2 separate regions of the Homo sapiens genome follow, and region 2 is linked to region 1. The links are chromatin contacts, found by Hi-C or POLR2A ChIA-PET in ENCODE. All regions are on one chromosome and are shown on one strand. The core of a region is the stretch at or near the end of the contact, and the rest is flanking DNA. Distances in the headings are between cores, read along the strand shown.

Evidence for each region. Hi-C counts contacts between places; a loop is a spot of excess contacts on that map. ChIA-PET counts read pairs that join two places held with the same protein, here RNA polymerase II (POLR2A). Pooled maps may share reads with other maps.
Region 2: a map of endothelial cell of umbilical vein shows a loop between it and region 1 (2.6-fold over the local background). The contact joins two enhancer-like sites. A Hi-C loop is called at or near these places in 1 of 168 maps with a recorded cell type or tissue (endothelial cell of umbilical vein), 4 of 37 single-sample maps with no recorded cell type and 5 of 50 pooled maps. POLR2A ChIA-PET finds 5 or more read pairs at or near these places in 4 of 52 experiments (HEK293, OCI-LY7, activated CD4-positive, alpha-beta T cell and 1 more).

The regions. Positions count from the first base shown.
Region 1 is chr9:36,662,496-36,668,578 of GRCh38, reverse strand. MELK (maternal embryonic leucine zipper kinase) reads right to left here. Exons shown (of 18, transcript NM_014791.4): 14 at 2,998-3,229. Among named protein-coding and RNA genes, the nearest start is that of MELK, 93 kb to the right of the region's middle. RefSeq lists an enhancer at 2,416-2,515. Within about 2 kb of position 2,563, at least 3 of the 41 ENCODE cell types and tissues checked have a DNase peak (open chromatin) inside an H3K27ac peak, as active enhancers do; they include OCI-LY7, where a contact is called at or near this core.
Region 2 is chr9:36,727,792-36,734,027 of GRCh38, reverse strand. No RefSeq gene overlaps it. Among named protein-coding and RNA genes, the nearest start is that of MIR4475, 93 kb to the left of the region's middle. Within about 2 kb of position 2,292, at least 3 of the 41 ENCODE cell types and tissues checked have a DNase peak (open chromatin) inside an H3K27ac peak, as active enhancers do; they include OCI-LY7, where a contact is called at or near this core.

The DNA.
Region 1 (6,083 bases), core at 1,314-3,813:
ATCGCGCCATTGCACTCCAGCCTGGGAGACAGAGCAAGACTTCATCTCGGAAAAAAAAAGAGATGTAAGCTTTGATTATTTTTTATATTCCCTGTTCCAGAATTTTGTGTTTTATTCTAAGTAGGGTATTTGCATTCCAGATAGTTTATGACAAATTTGTACTAACGAATCTGGTTATACTGATTAGCTCATGATCTAAAAGTTTTATACCCTTTAGAGATAATATTCACACTATAAAAACAAAGATATAATATCAAAATTTTAAAAGAGATTAGGGGCTTGGTTTTGTTTATGACTATTTGGCTACATTCTCACTTTCCACAAGAACAAGAAAATAAGAGCAATCAGAAATATTTATAAAAACAGTTTTCATCTTTGTATACAGACAGTATCTATCACCATACAGAACTGCCCTTCAACAAACTGCCAATGCCTGCATTGTGTAGGAGTGACGAAAATGAAATTTATGTTTATGTCAAAAATAACTCACAATGAAAGTAAAATGCAGGTCTGGGCATGGTGGGCTCACCCCCGTAATCCCAGCACTTTGGGAGGCCGAGGCAGGTGGATCACCTGAGGTCAAGAGTTTCGAGAGCAGCCTGCCCAACATGTTGAAACCCCATCTCTACTAAAAATACAAAAAATTAACCGGGCATGGTGGTGCGCACCTGTAATCCCAGCTACTCAGGAGGCTGAGGCAGGAGAATCTCTTGAACCTGGGAGGCGAAGGTTGCAGTGAGGCAAGATCATGCCACTGCACTCCAGCCTGGGCAACAAGAGTGAAACTCTGTCTCAAAAAAAAGAAGAAAAGAGAAGAGAAGAGGAGAGAAGAGAAAAAAGAAAAGAAAGAAAAATGCAAAGTGCCAGTGGAAGCTAACAATCATGGCTTCAGCCACTTGCTTCCTTAAGTGGCTCGTGTTTAAAAAGAAACAACCAATAATAGCTTTGACCAACACAATCTTTCTCGTCATGACAACATATGTCAACTGATAATATTTCAAGATTATAAAATAAATTCCAAACTACCCATATTGCAAAACCTTCAGAGTTACACAAAAAGTAAAAAATGTCAATAATGGAAGGGATTATGGCATTAAAATTTTTTTTAAATAAAAAAGCCCTGGGCCGGGCACAATGGCCCACGCCTATAATCCCAGAAATTTGGGAGGCTGAAGAGGGCAGATCACCTGAGGTCAGGAGTTTGAGACCAGCCTGACCAATATGGTGAAGCCCTGTCTTCACTAAAAATACGAAAATTAGCTGAGCGTGGTAGCAGGCGCCTGTAATCCCAGCTACTAGGGAGGCTGAGGCAGGAGAATCGCTTGAACCCAGGAGGCAGAGGTTGCAGTGAGCCGAGATCGCACCACTGCACTCCAGCCTGGGCAACAGAGCAAGACTCCAACTCAAAGAAATTAAAAAAAAAAGAAAAAAAGGGGAAAAAAAAGATCGTTGAATGAGCTAAGGTGAGCTGAGGTCCGTTTTATCTCCCTGCCCAATCTCATGAGTCACAAAGGGTACTGTATTTACAGTAAGAGAAACAACAGAACAGAAAGAGACCCTTTCATTGGGAAAGAATGCAATAGCAGCTACCATTGCAGGGTAGAGGCTATCTCACTGAATTCTCATAACAACCACAGGCAGCGCCACCGCACCCCCCCACACACACACCATCACACACACACACACACACACACACACACACACACACACACACACACACACACAAACACAGACATCATCAGGACACCAAACTGGCCTCACATTTTGGCGGAAAGTGTTATTTGAGTTGATGAAATGGAAAATGACGTTAACATAAAAATGGGACTTCTAGCAAATATTCTGGCAAAGTCTTCCGTAATATCTTTATAGACAAGAAGTTAACCCCTCAAACTGGCTATGAGCTCCATTAGTACACTAGAAGCACAATGGCAGGATGTGGTTTCCCAGCAGTTCACATGGCAATGCTCCAGAGTTTAGGTTTGTTAGAATCTTGAAACTTGAGAAGGTCACAATTGGTGGGGGGAAAAAGGCTAATAAAGTTTAGGTAACATTTTTTAAAGTGACATAAACAGGATCACTGTAAATAAAATTCCTTTGGGCTCTAATTTATTAATTCATTACATAAATATGGCCCCTATTATGTACTAGGCATCAGGTCTAGTACTGTGTACTATGTACCAGACAGGTATGGCCCCTACTACAGACCATGCCATGCTGCAATAAACAAGGCAGAGAGTCTCTACTGTCATGACACTTACCACTCTACCCTAGTGAGACCTAGTCTAGAAAACTCAGTTTAGTTCTAGGCACTGTATTCTAAGAGGCAGTCTGATCAAATAGAATGTGTCCAGATGAGGCCAGCAACCAAAACAGTGAAGTATCATAAAGGAAATGGTTTAAATAACTGCTCATGACTAAATTGAAGAGGAAACCAAGGGAAATGAGGAAGTTGTGATAACTGGACAAAGACAGATATCTGGAAGGGCATCATGGATTCACCCTGCCTGCTGAGGACAGGCAGTAATACCATAGGGCAGAACAGGACCAGACACCACAACTGGAGATCCAGATAAGTAAAGGCTCAGCGGAGGCGTCAGCTTGAGTCATAAGTCGGGGTAAATGGGCATGAAAGGTCTAAACCTGGGTATATGACCTTGGGCAAATCACTTCACTCCTTCTGAGTCTCAGGTTTCTTAGCTGTGAAAAAGGGAGTTGGATTAAATGAGCTCTAACTTGCCTTTCAGCTTTGATATCCTAGGATGCTATGATTCAATTTTATAAACGTGAAAAAGAGGAAAAACTTGGTATCATTTGAGAATAAATTGAAATTGACAAATATGCTTTCATTTTAACTAATGCAAATGACATGATAAAAAACAGCTTCACTTCTCCTAGAAATTCCTGAAAGCAATGCTAGTCATTTCTGACCTGCTATATGTTTACTTAACATGGTAAGAAAAATGAAACTTCTTACTGCTTAATTCACTTAGCAAATACCTTTTGAGGGTGTAGTGTAACGATTTGGCGTAGTGAGTATTTCTCTCTTATGCTGGTTCTTATTAACTGGAGTCTTTGGCTCAGGAAACATAAAGTACTCTTCATTCTTTACAGCAGACTTAGGAGTATATACATTTTCTTTGTTCTTTAATTTATTTGCAGGTGTTCTGCATAAGGCTGGAGTTAATGATTTAGATTCCACCCCATTTGATTCTGTCCAGTACTTGGTAAACTGGAAAAAAAAAGTTACTAGATAAAGCACACTGAAGAAGAAAAGTCAATTTCTTTACAACATTCCTTGATCATTTGCAAACTACCTTGTACTATTTTTATTAAAATGAATTATCAAAAGGATATTATTGACATTAGGAAATTTGAAAATATATAGTTTTCTTTAATACATGTAGATCACTTTAGTCTGTTCTATTGACAGTAATTTTCAACATGATACAGGCTGAGTGTATACACATACTCAGATCCTAGGCAATATTGTGAATGGCCACAAATCAATCACTAAGAAATGCTTTCCATACCTAGATAGTCACGGCTTGCCTCTGACATGTACCAAAAAAAAAGTTTAGTCAGCAATTAGGGCAGAAAAAACATGTTAAACTACTCTAACAGAAATATTGGATAAAAAATACTTTTTAATCCTTTTAAATTTATGGTTGAGCTTGCAAGAGAGTAAGTAAAATCCTGAGAGGCCAAACTAAAAACATGAGAATGAATCCAAAGGAGTAACCAAGGCTGAAACTCTCTGCTGCCCTAAGGGCAGCTATCTTCTGCCTCTGATAACCTATAGCATGTGTTTCTACAGCCACAGAAGCCTTGGGCCTCTGCAAGGTGGTGAGTTAGAACCAAAGCTCCCATGTAAAGCCAGGAAGGGCTATAGCTAAAATTAAAGGCTGAGTTAAATATAAATCTGCTCTTCAAAGGGAATAGGCAAGAAAAAGGGTGTCTTGGTCTTGGTTCTGAGGGAGGAGAAAAATGAAGTTTCTTTTAATAATTTGTAAGTAAACACAGGCCAGTCTTCAGATAAATAAAGGTCCAAATTAATACAACCTGCATGGTCCCAGAAACCTCAAGCCTAAATTTAACTTAAAGTAGTCCTATGCTAAGTTGTGCCCCAGGAACCTGGTAGAAGCACGCACAACTCCTACCTGAAAGAAAAGCTTCACTCCAACCCAACTCAAGCCCTTAACCCAAGCCTCAGATAATTCCCATAGAGTTCAAAGAAAAATAAACCTACATAAAAAATTCCAAAAGACACAAGCACTATGAGCATAAAGATTTCAGATATTAAAATTATCAAATACAGAACATAAATAAGTATGTTTGCATGTTTAAAATAGTGAAACAAAAACATGAGTAAAGAACAAAAGACTACCAAAACTGTTCAAATAGATTTGAAAAAGAATAAAAACTTCTAGAAATAAAAACATGATAAAAATGAAAAGTGCAATGCACATGTCAAATAACAGAATAAAAGAAATAGAGATATTTTAATAGAAATATAAATCCGAAATAACTCTGAATGTAGCCAAGACAGAAAAAGACATACGATACGTGAAAGATGGTTGAAGGAAACAGAAAATGAAATAAAATGTCTAACATAAGGCTATTCTAAGTTCCAGATATACATAGTATGGACAATGCAAAAGCAGCAATTCCCTCTACTTCTTTTCCCAAAGGAAAAGAAATCAATACATCAAAAACATACCTGCACTTGTATATTTATCTCAGTACTTATTCACAATAGCAAAGATACAAAATCAACCCAAGTGTCCATCAACAGATGACTGCATAAAGGAAATGTGAGATAGATAGACAGACAGACACACAGATAGAATACTATTCAACCATAAAAAAGAATGAAATCCTATCTTTTGCAACAAGGTGGATGGAAGTGGAGGTTACCTTAAGTGAAACAAGCCAGACACAGAATGACAAATATTGCATGTTCTCACTCATAAGTGGGTGCTAAAAAAGGGTGTACACGTGGATGTAGAGAGTGGAATGATAGAAAATGTAGACTTGGAAGGGTGAGGAGATGGAAGGGGGTTGGTGATGAGAAATTACTTAAGGGGTGCGATGTACATTATTCAGCTGACACCTTAAAACCTCTCACTTGACCACTATGCATCTAAGAAAATTGTACTTGTACTCTATAAATTTATATAAATATTGTTTTAAAGAAAAGCAGGCTGGGTGCGCTGGCTCACACCTGTAATCCCAGCACTTTGGGAGGCCAAGTCATGTGATCACCTGAGGTCAGGAGTACAAGACCAGCCTGGCCAACATGGTGAAACTCTGTCTCTACTAATAATACAAAAATTAGCTGGGCATGGGGACAGGCACCTGTAATCCCAGCTACTCGGGAGGCTGAGGTAGGAAAATCGCTTGAACCTGGGAAGCAGAGGTTGCAGTAAGCTGAGATCGTGCCATTGCACTCCAGCCTGGGCAAGAAGAGAGAAACTCTGTCTCAAAAAGAAAAAAAAAAAGAAACAAGGAAAAGGAGAAAAAGAAAAAGCAGTATATTATTCAAGAAATTTTCAAAAATTGATTAAAAATACAAATCCCCATACATAGAAAGCATGATGAATCATGAACTGGATACATAAAAGAAATCCACATCTCTATTTACCAGATTATACAACTCCAGAGGACACTATCCACAGAGACACCACACAGATGGTGTGTTCCCTGGAGGTGTGCAACGCAGTAGCCCTAACAGTGAAACTGCAGAACACCAAAAGCAAAGAGAAGGTCCTAAAAGGAGCCAGAGAGAAAAGACAGACTAAAAAGGCACTAGACTGAGGTTGGTTTTTCAATAGCAACAATAGAAGCAAGAAGAAAGTGGAATAATATCTTCAATAACATCCTGTGAATCCATAAATATTTCAAAATAAAAAGTTAAAAACATTCAAGAGCTAATACACTGGACACATCAATAGCATGGAATCCAGGAGGGGTAATCAGAGATTAAGTGTTCTAAGGCCTTCATATTGTTTAGAAGGAAATTAAACATACAGATTCACAGCAGGGTGCAGGGGCTCACGCCTGTAATTCTAGCACTTTGGGAGGCC
Region 2 (6,236 bases), core at 1,043-3,542, 66 kb before region 1:
TAAAAATCCAAAAAAATCAATCGGGTGTGGTAGTGCACTCCTGTGATTCCAGCTACTCGGGAGCTGAGACGGGGGGATCATTTGCCCCCAGGAGGTGAGGCTGCAGTGGGCCATGATCATGTCACTGCACTCCAGCCTGGGTGACAAAGACCTTGTCTCAAATATATATATTTGAGACAGGGTCTCACTCTGTCACCCAGGCTGGAGTACAGTGGCTCGATCTCGGCTCACTGCAACCTCCACCTCCTGGGTTCAAGTGATTCTCATGCCTCAGCTTTCCGAGTAGCTGGGACTACAGGCGAGTGCCATGGCACCAAGCTAATTTTTTATTTTTTGCATTTTTAGTAGAGATGGGGTTTCATCATGTTGGCCAGGTTGGTCTTGAACTCCTAGCCTCAGCCTCCCAAAGAGCTATGATTACAGGCATCAGCCACCTTGCCCCGACAAAACCCTGTCTCAAATTTTATATATATATATATGGAATTTGTCTGGAGGAAATAATTAAAGATGTAAAAATTTCAGGAATTTTATTCCAGATTCTGCTTACAATAGTGAAAAAAAAAGGAAACAAACCAAATATCTGATCATTAGGGGCTGGTTAAAGTATGATACAACCATTTGATGGAATATTGTATATCCAGTTAAACACATAGGTTCACAAAACCATTAGTAACACAAAATTATTTGTTGTTAGGTTTTCTAAAAAGAAGGCTACAAAATAGTGTGCAGAGTAAAATCTGTGGAAAAAAATTAGTTGAAAGAAATACTCCAAAGTATTGACAATGGAGTAATGAGATTGATAACTGAGCAATGGGATTGTAAATGCCTTTTATCTTCTTTTTGCTTATATGCATCTTCTACATGCTCTGTGGTAGCCATTACATTTTTAATTTTAAAGCAATAAGTTATTTATGGCAATAATAACTATTCTTTCTCTGTCCCCAGGATGAGAGTGATGAACAAATCAGAGGAGCTGAAGAAACCGGACCACATAGTGGATCATAATGTCACTGCCCACCCACGGGCCCTGCCTCTGTTCTGTGTCCCATGTACTTATTTATGACTCCGCCGGGCCTGATCCTGCACTGTTTTCTCTTACAACTATGTACATGCCCATCTCTCTTGAAGAGGTCACTGAAAGTGGAGACCACCACGTCTTGTCATCATCACCCAGTCAGAGCTTGTCCCAGAATGGCTACCCAGTGAATGAATGTCTGTTGAATTACCCTGAATGGCCGTCCCCTAGAGCTAGACTGCTTTGGAGGCACCTCCCTGCCTGCCAGGTACCTTTGGAGGGGTCTGTTAACCTTGTCGGGGCCAGACCCACAACCCCTGTTCTCAGCACCGTTCCTCCTGGAAGACCACCCACAGCTTGCTGGTCCAGGAAAACCTGAACTACAATCAACCCCTCCTCTGTGGGCAGTGGGTGTACAAAGGCTTTCCTGAATATGTGTTCCCTGGAACTTCTTAACCCAGGGCTTAGGTCAAGGATTCTCAGCCCGCTCTACAGACAAGGAAACAGAGGCTCTGAGAACTGGAATAACCTGCCCACAGTAGAACCACTGAGAAGGGAAGGATCTACTCCTAGACCCGAGTCCAGTGCTCTGACCCCATGCTCACAGCATGCTGCTTAGCTCAGAGCAGCAGAAACCCAGATCCAAACAGATTCTGAAACCTGCAGGCAGTGCTGGCTTTGGTCTCCAGCACCACCATTCACTAGCTATTGTTAAAGCAAACTAAATATGGCCTGAGAAGAATTCCGTCCTTCTTTTTTTTTTTTTTTTTTTTTTTTTGACATGGAGTCTCACTCTATCACCCAGGCTGGAGGGCAGTGGCACAATCTCAGCTCACTGCAACCTCCGCCTCCCGGGTTCAAGCGATTCTCCTGCCTCAGCCTCCTGAGTAGCTGGGATTACAGGCACGCACCATCACGCCTGGCTAATTTTTTACATTTTTGGAAGCAACAGGATTTCACCATATTAGCCAGGCTGGTCTCGAACTCCTGACCTCAAGTGGTCTACCCACCTCAGCCTCCCAAAGTGCTGGGATTGCAGATGTGAGCCACCGCACCCAGCCAGAACTCCATACTTCTATATCTGAGTCCTTGTGGACAAACTGTAACCTAGCTTAACAGGCTGACAAGATTGAAAACCTAACTTAGGAGTATGTGCCTGTAACAACAGCTGAGTTTTGTCCAATCCCAGCGGCATACTTCAACCACTCATAGACCACTAAGTGTTTAAACTGTGTTCAAATAAGGCAAACGCCAAACTGTGAGCAATCAACTGTTTCTGTACCTCACTTTCGATTTCTGTACGTCACTTCCCTTTTGTTGTCTATAAATTTGTTCTGACCAGGAGGCATCCCTGGAGTCTCTCCAAATCTGCTGTGATTCTGGGAGCTGCACGATTCTCGAATCGTTCATTGCTCAATTAAATTCCTTTACATTTAATTCAGCTGAAGTTTTTCTTTTAACACTATGTAGCTTGGAAAGTCACTTTCCTTCCCAGAGCCTGTTTTCTCATCTGTAAAGTGGTCCTAATAACCTCTGTCTCAGAGGGTTCTTGAGAGGATTACATGGCATGGGGAAGCTCCTTGCACAAGATCTAACTCTGAGTATGCAATTTCTCTCCCTGGTCAGATGAACTTTTGACAAAGGGCTGCCTCCAGACATGGCTGCCAGGTTGGGCCTTGTTCTATTTCTCCATGGGAATGGCTCTGCCTTCCTGTGTCCTCAGCTCAGCAGGAGCTGCCCAGGAGGTTGGCCGGCAAACAATGCCACAGCCTCCTCCCTCCCCGCCTCCGCCCCTTACCCAAAAAAGGGTTCCAAATGCCTTCTATAGCTTCTTTCCTGGGCAGAGAGGGAGGGTGGGAGTAATGAGAATAAGAGAGGAGACTGACAGAGTTGGTCTCTGCCATGGGCTTCATCATGGATATATCACCTTCTACAGTGCACTGAATGATGGCCCCAGTATCAGGGTCTAATTCCCAGATTAGACTGTGCACTTACCTTATACAGCAAAATAGACTCTGCAGATGTGGATAAATTGAAAATGAGATAGATGATCCTCGATTATCTGGGGGCAGGGGATAAATACAGTCACAAGTGTCCTCATAAGACAGAGGTAGGGGGAGATGTAACACAGGCAGAGGAAATGGTAGTGTGGCCACAGAAGCAGAGATTGGAGAGATGTGGCCCCAAGCCAGGAACACAGGCAGTCGCCAGGTTCTGGAAGCCACGAGGAAAGGAATCTCCCTTAGAGCCTGTGGAGAGAGCATGGCTCCACCAGCACCTCCGTTTCCACCCGGTGAGACTGATTTGAGGCTTCTGGCCTCCAGAACTACAAGAGAATAAATTTCGGTTGTTTGAAGCCACCAGCTCTGTGGCCATTTGTTACAGCAGCCACAGGAAACTGATACACTCACCCTTCCTGAGTCCACATAAAAGCTCTGTGATCCCAAACTCATAAACCCCAAGGACTAAATAAACCTTCCTGTTAAATCATGAAGAAAGGGACTCACTCTGGGATTACCCACAGTTATTTGACATCATATGTCACCTTCTGAATGCCAGAGGGGCCAGTACAGGATCCAGCACAACCTTGGTGTTCTTGGAGAAGGGTCAGGAAATCCCAAAAGTACTTCACCAGCCCCAGAACCCTGTGCCTGGCACAGCTTAGCTGTGCTCATTTATATGCGGGGCAATATGTTTACTTTTGTTTGAGAAAAAAAAAGGGTCCAGATTCTTTAAAAAAGGACAAAAAAAGGTTTTGTCATGGTCCCAAAGAATGCAGTTTTCGGAAATGAAACAGCAGCAGAATGAATTGCAAAGGCTACTGGGCTAGTCTAATGTCTTCCTATATAGGCCAAGAAACCAATGCCCAGAGAGGGGAAGGAAGGGACTTACCCAAGGACACACAGCCAGTCAGCCAAGATGAAGCTGTAACTTGAAACTTCCAGCTCCTCCCACCCTGACACACACACACACACACACACACACTCACTCACTTGGATTCCGAGTACTCCTCAGTTTGCTAACTTTCATCCTCAAGAAGTTTGTTGCATTAGTTTCCAAGGGCTGCTGCAACAAATTACCACAAACTGGGTGGCTTAGAACAACATCAATGTATTGTCCCGTATCTCTGGAGGCCCAAAGTCCAAAATTAAGGTGTCAGCTAGCCATGGTCTCTCCAGGGGAGAAATCCTTCCTTGCCTCTTCTAATTGCTGGTGGTTCCTGGCAATCCCCGCCATTCTGGGACTTATGAGTGCCTTCACATGGCCTTCCCCTCTGCATGTCTCTCTGGGTCTCTGTCTCCTCGTCTTATAAGGACACCCATCATTGGATTAGGGCCCACTAGCATGACCTCATCTTTACTTGATTACATCTGCAAAGACCCTGTATTGCATTCACAGGTTCTGGGTGGACAAGTGTTAGGGAGGGATGCTATTCAACCCAGTATACATCTATTTATGCTCTTTATCTAGACAGATGAGGATCAGGGGTTTGAAAGCCCAGCAATAGCCTAATAATTAAACATCTGAAGGCTTTTCTCTGTGCCCCTCTCTGTCCTCTGTATGGTAGTAACCTATGGCCAGTTCTTTGGCCCTATCTAGCCTGTGCATTTTTTGCAGGCAAACACTGTGTCTCCAGCCCCCTAACATAGCCCAGACACAAAGGAGGAACTTGGAAGCATTTGCTGAACAAATGAATGAAATGAGACATTTGGAAGCACAGCCCAAAGAATGTAATTTCCAGAAGTGAAACAGCAGCTAAATGAATTGTAGCAATGTTGGCGCTCACTTCTCATACTCTTGTAGCCTCCTGCTTTCACAGTGGGCAACTGACTTGCTGGGAGTCCAGCAAATTTCCGGGGAATCTCCCTGTGGGAGTCAGGAACAAAGCTGGCATTTGGCAACTGGCCAGCAGGGGGCAGGATGGTCTCAGGGACAGAGCCCCAGAGGCTGGAGCTTGGCTCCACTTACCCAGCAAGCAAACCCTCCCAGAATCAGAGCGTTTCTGATTGCAAGGACTCTGCAACCTACTCTGACTCCTCTTTGTTCTTCTTTTATTTTCCCTTTTTTTTCTCATTAGGTCAGTACCAATGAGTCTTCTTTGAACAGATAAAGAAAGTGAGGCCCAGACAGGGGAAGGGACTCTCCCAAGCTCAGAGAGAGTTGGGATCCATAACTCCAGACCCCATTCCCTGGGCCAATTCTAGTACTGCCTGCAGGCTTCGGTCTCCCTGGGACCAACTCTAAACAAACAAAAAATAAAAGAGCTTATCAATGAAACTTGGGTCTTTTTAAAGGGGCTGCCCCCTGACTCAACTAAATATACACAATGTATATGCTCCGACCTGAGGATGCCACTTCCAGAAATGTAGCTTACATGCACACAAGGATGTTCATTGTGGCGGTGTTGATAGTAGAGAAAAACTGGAAGCAACATAAAAATTGGAAACAACCACTACAGGACTGCTTTAATAAATGATGACACAGCCAGGCCCAGTGGCTCATGCCTGCAATCTCAACACTTTGGGAGGCCAAGGCAGGTGGATCACTTGAGGTTAGGAGTTCAAGACTAGCCTGGCCAACCTGGTGAAACCTCATCTCTACTAAAAATACAAAAATTAGCCGGGCGTGGTGGCGGCGACCTGTAATCCCAGCTACTCAGGAGTCTAAGGCTGGAGAATCGCTTGAACCCAGGAGGCAGAGGTTGCAGTGAGCCAAGGTCACACCATTGCACTTCAGCCAGGGCAACAGAGTGAGACTCTGTCTCAATAAATAAATAAATAATGACATATCTGTTTTGTGGAATACTGTATAATCATTAAAAATAAATTTTTAGAAGAATATGTATAAAGAAAAAAATTATGCTAGAAAACTGAGGAAATAATACATATTGTACATTCCTAATATTTTAAAATTCCTTGTGCATATAAAATATAATTTGTGGTTCCAGAGGTACTCACTATTTAGTACTAATTTTCTATATATGTATTTTTTAAAATTAGACCTTACAATATTAAAATAAATATATTAATTTTAAATTAAATATATACATAGTTTTATATACACACACACGCACACACATGCACATGCACGCACACACGCACACACACACGCTTAGACCTTAGACCTGGGTAAGTGTGGTCCATGCCTTAGATCCCACAATTCAAAGTGTTCGGCATTTCATAAACACACATAGGCAAATAGTTATTATGAAGACAGTCAC